2 separate regions of the Mus musculus genome follow, and region 1 is linked to region 2. A link is a loop called in an ENCODE intact Hi-C map of the cell type or tissue named here. Cell type or tissue: gastrocnemius. All regions are shown on one strand. Region 1 has its middle 23 kb from the start of Itpripl1. Region 2 holds the start of Astl (astacin-like metalloendopeptidase (M12 family)).

Region 1 (2,500 bases), 170 kb before region 2:
TCCTCTTCTTGGGGTTTTAAATTCCTGCCAAAAAGAATTTAGGAACAGAATTAAAAGAAGCTCTGGCATAACTTTCTTCAAGTGTGAGGGACAGACAGAAAAACAGTTTCCAGCAAGAGCTTGAAGAGGCTGGGAGAAAGTCTTCTGCTGTGGAGTCCAGCAAGTAAGCCATGTGGTAGGACCAGGTCTAGAGGCTTCAGAGCATGTGACAGGAATTCCAGAGTGTTCAGGGATATAGGAATACTTCACAGAGCAGGGGCTGGTACTTACTGCAAAGAAATAGAATGAGAAAGGACTGAAAACTCTAAGCAGGCCTTGTACTCATTAGGGAAAGCTGGAAGTGACAGTCTTTAGCAGGGGCGTTTGGAAGCATTAGGGATATAATTGCTCCTCCCATTTTCATAGGACGGCTTCAGTTGAGACAGCTTTCATTTGTGATGATCTCCTGGCCAAGCCCAGATTTTCTACACGTACACACTGCATTTACTTTTAGTAAAAAGATTCGAGAATAATATGTAACTTTTTGAGGCCTTTTAAATGACAAAACATAAGCAGGGTCAGATATTCTGCATTGTGATGAAGAGGAAGTGACAAAAATGTCGAAAGACAGAATCCCCTGGGATATGCTGAGGTCACTGTGTTCTCTTGCATGAATGTTAACTCCTTTCTTATCGTGCTGTCTCTATTTGAATGCCTGCTGTGGCTCTGGGTTTTGAATATGGCTTCCTTTTCAGTTGTGAAACTAGGTTTTCTGGAAATGTCAAATCTGTTTTGAAGGTTTTAAGTACTGAGTGACTGATTGGAACTTGATGATTCTGAGAAGTGGAGTTTTATTGTTGAAGCAAATACTGTCTTTGGTCATCATGAGTCATTTCCATCTATTAGTCTAGTCTTTATGTACCCATGCATCCTTGTGGCCTTCAGGCCAAACATTTACAGTGTTTGGAGGAAGCCACAAACTCCCTCTAACCCTAAGCCCTGCTGGCTGTAAGACAGCAAATAAAATCTATAGTAGAGTCTCTCTACTATATCTGATGCTTGCATTGACTCTGAAATATTTTTTTCTGTGACCATGAATGTTATATACTAATGGGGGAACCTTAGCTTTTTGGAGAAGGCTGAATCTACATTCACTGGCATGGTCACTCACTTTTAGCTTCAAATAACCTGTTTCTTCCTATCTGTGGTGAAAGATCTGTATTTTAACTTAACAACATCAACCACTAGATGTCAGGCTTGTCCTGAAAATTGCTCTGTTGCCACTTTTAAATGAAATTTACAGCAGGCAGCTCAGATCTTAAAGAGAATCAGAGTGAGGTAACACAATCACAAAATAACTCAAATGATATGTACTCACTGATAAGTGGATATTAGCCCAGAAACTTAGGATACCCGAGATATAAGATACAATTTGCAAAACACATGAAACTCAAGAAGAACGAAGACCAAAGTGTGGACACTTTGCCCCTTCTTAGAGTTGGAAACAATCACCCATGGAAGGAGTTACAGAGACAAAGTTTGGAGCTGAGACAAAAAGATGGACCATCTAGAGACTGCCATATCCAGGGATCCATCCCATAATTAGCCTCCAAACGATGACACCATTGCATACACTAGCAAGTGTTGGCTGAAAGGACCCTGATATAGCTGTCTCTTGTGAGACTAGGCCGGGGCCTAGCAAACACATAAGTGGATGCTCACAGTCAGCTATTGGACGGAACATAGGGCCCCCCAATGGAGGAGCTAGAGAACGTATCCAAGGAGCTAAAGAGATCTGCAACCCTGTAGGTGCAACAACATTATGAACTAACCAGTACCCCGGAGTTCTTGACTCTAGCTGCATATGTATCAAAAGATGGCCTAGTCGGCCATCACTGGAAAGAGAGGCCCATTGGACACACAAACTTCATATGCCCCAGTACAGGGGAATGCCAGGGCCAAAAAAATGGGAATGGGTGGGTAGGGAAGTGGGGGACTTTTGGGATAGCATTGGAAATGTAATTGAGGAAAATACATAATAATAAAATATATATATATATAAGAGAATCAGAAAGCACATAGATGAGCAAACATCTTGAGTTCTTTCTAAGAAAAATAAAAGAGAAGAAAAAGCTGCTAGTTGTGTGTTATATGATAGTGTGGAGATTTAAGCAAAGACTAAATTCCCCACAAAGAGGGAGCAGAGAGCAGATCTGTATTAGTGTGTGTGTGTGTGTGTGTGTGTGTGTGTGTGTGTGAGAGAGAGAGAGAAAGAGAGAGAGAGACTTCTATGTTGCAGTCTGACTAACACAACAATGACCAGCTATGAATGGAAAGCCTAAAACTCTAGTCGTTGCTCAGTCCCACAAGGCTGGATGTTTCAGCTGGTCTTCTGTATAAAGTGCAATCCTGAAAAAGTGGGCTCCAGCAGATGTGCTGTCAAGTACGTGCAAGCAGAGGAAGAATGAACACATCTCCCTTCTTCTGCTACTCTCACGGAGGCCCCAGCAGGAGATGGAGC
Region 2 (2,500 bases):
TCTTCTTCTTCTTCTTCTTCTTCTTCTTCTTCTTCTTCTTCTGTTTTTCAAGACAGGGTTTCTCTGTGTAGCCCTGGCTGTACTGGAACTCACTTTGTAGACCAAGCTGGCCTCAAACTCAGAAATCCTCCTGCCTCTGCCTCCCACATCCTGGGATTAAAGGGGTGCGCCACCACCCCTGGCATCTTCTTTTTTAATGGGAAAAAAATGGAGTGTTTAAGGTACTTGACAAGCTTTGACATATATAAGCACTGTGAAGGAATGAGTCTGCTGGTCAAGATAATTAGCATATCCATCGGATTCCTGGAAACCAGTCTAGATTCTGCTCAGGCATCAGCAGCATCTGCTTTTATTATAGCCCCTCTGTCTGGCTCTAGCTTCTACTTCTTGAGAGATGTTTGCCCCAGGCTCAGCAAGAATGCCAACAGGTCCTTGTGGAGCTCTGGCTTTCCTTTACTGAACATGGGGGTGGACTTGGTATGTTCCAGGCTGTCCATCCAGGCCGGGTCTCTGGATGGCAGGATGTAAAGGAAGAAAGTCTGGGAGCTTTGTATTTTGAATTAGTGAAATGGGAAGGGGCCCTGGCCGATCATGTCAGTGGGCAGTGGCATTGGAAGGACCACAGTCATATGAGCGTCTAAGAGTTCAAAAGTGTCCCCTCTGCAGTGGGGGGCGTCTCTGGGTGCTGATGATGCTGGTGTTCAGTGTGAAGTTTCTCAGAGTCTTGCAACCTGTGTACTTTCCTATATGGCTTCTGAAATAAAAGCTTATAGCTGGGCATAGTGACACATGCCTTTAATCCCAGCACTCAGGAGGTAGACACAGGCAGCAGGCAGATCTCTCTGAGTTTGAGGCCAGCCTGGTCTACATACTGAGTTCCAGGACAGCCAAAGCTACTTAATGAGACCCTTTCTCGTATAAATAGAGGAGGGGAGGGGGGAGGGGAGAGATTATACGGGTATGGTGACCACATAGGGAGAGGTGCCTTGAGTTTCCCAGCAGATTTTCTGGGTCTGAACCCTCCGGTAGTTGGTGGAACAGGAAAAGGAAAGCCCCCTTTTAGTGACTGGATCTCAATCCAAGTCATGAACTACATGAGGCTGCAATGCTTCTCTGCCCTCTGGTGGCAGGAGGGGGAATCTCAGGGAAGCTACCCTGCTCAAGGGTATCCTAAGGATTTGTTTTGTGTCCCCGGCCCACTTTTTACCCACTTCAGCCAAGATGGATGGGACTATGGTCCAGAAGGCTCAGGCTGGGGACAGGGGTAGAGTCCTCTGGTAAGACTGGGCAGGTCTTCAGGTGATAGTTGTTGGGAGGAACTGCAGGTGGAGGTGGTTGGGAGGCTGCAGGTGTGGGCTGGAGAAGCCCCTATTAAAGGGGGTGGATGGTAGAGTCCCTGAGTTAAGGAGGCCTTTCCCTGCCACATTTCTGTGTGTTGCTTGCCAAGAGGGCAGTGAGGACCCACCATGGGTATCATGGGAAGCCTGTGGCCTTGGATATTAACTATGCTCTCCTTGCTAGGTAAGCTGGCTCCAGTCTCTGGGACATTGGGAAGAGGCCAGAGGCTGCAGCTGTGGCTTAAGATAATCTTAACTTAGTTTCACAGCTCCAACATGGCGTTGTAGGGTTGTACCTATGAGTGAGCCCCTGGGAACCAAGGAGGAGGCCTCCTGATACTTGTAGGAGTAGAGAGGGCCCACCTAACAGCAGATTGCCAAGTGTCATACCATATACCTACTTGTTTTAAGGTAAGCCAGTTTCTAGCCTGGCTGGGGCAGCAGGCACTCAGCCTGAGTGGAGAGAAATGTTCAAGAGTAGGGTCTGAGGCCAGCCTTGATTCTGGTGCTGCCTGAAGATTTAAAGTCTACTGTGCCTCTTTTCTGCCTCATATTGGCTGCCCTAGCCTTTCTGAGCCAAGTGTTAGTCCCTTAAAGGGATCTCCTTCACTGAAGGCATCTAGGCCTTGTCACCAGGTATGATGAGTGAGATAGCCAGGCAGGCTTCAGGAATGCATCCTGGGTGGCCTCTCCTGGAAGGGGCTGGATTTTGCTGCCTGCTGTCCCGGCTCACAGTGGAGTCCCGGGGGCATCTATATGTCTGCACTTGTCTTCCTGAGCCAGGTTTGAGCATGGGAGCACCCTCAGCATCCAGATGTTCTGGAGTCTGCAGTACCAGTGTTCCAGAAGGCTTCACTCCTGAGGGAAGCCCGGTATTTCAGGACAAGGACATCCCCGCAATTAACCAAGGTGAGAACACGGGGCCACACTCCAAAGCCATGCTGAATGTGGACATGCGGAAAAGATTGAGAGGAAATGTCCCCATGCATGCAGGGAAATCAAGTTTCATGAGGAAATGCTTGTCTGTTTTTCTGTATTCTTTTGCTGGTTAATATTTTTTATATGAGATACTGTAAATGTCTTTAGAATGATCTGATAAGAGCACTGGTGTTCTCTCGGCTTGGGACTTGAGTAAAATCATCAGTCGATATTTGAGAGCATGT

What was found. A loop is a pair of places that touch in the nucleus more often than their neighbours do. Peaks named below come from ENCODE experiments on the same cell type or tissue, not always from the same donor. Only the 100,000 strongest peaks of a DNase experiment are listed, where the experiment ranks them.
Region 1: a loop joins it to region 2, with 14 times the contacts of the local background. A loop is called at or near these places in 12 of 42 quality-filtered maps.

Annotation. Positions count from the first base shown.
Region 1 is chr2:127,165,237-127,167,736 of GRCm38, forward strand. No RefSeq gene overlaps it. Among named protein-coding and RNA genes, the nearest start is that of Itpripl1, 23 kb to the left of the region's middle. In gastrocnemius, a CTCF peak has its summit at 1,222 (motif pointing right); no DNase peak of the experiment used is centred here.
Region 2 is chr2:127,340,231-127,342,730 of GRCm38, forward strand. Astl (astacin-like metalloendopeptidase (M12 family)) reads left to right here and starts at 1,406. Exons shown (of 9, transcript NM_001291003.1): 1 at 1,406-1,521; 2 at 2,121-2,246. The coding sequence starts at 1,467. In gastrocnemius, a CTCF peak has its summit at 1,125 (motif pointing left); a DNase peak (open chromatin) is centred at 1,134.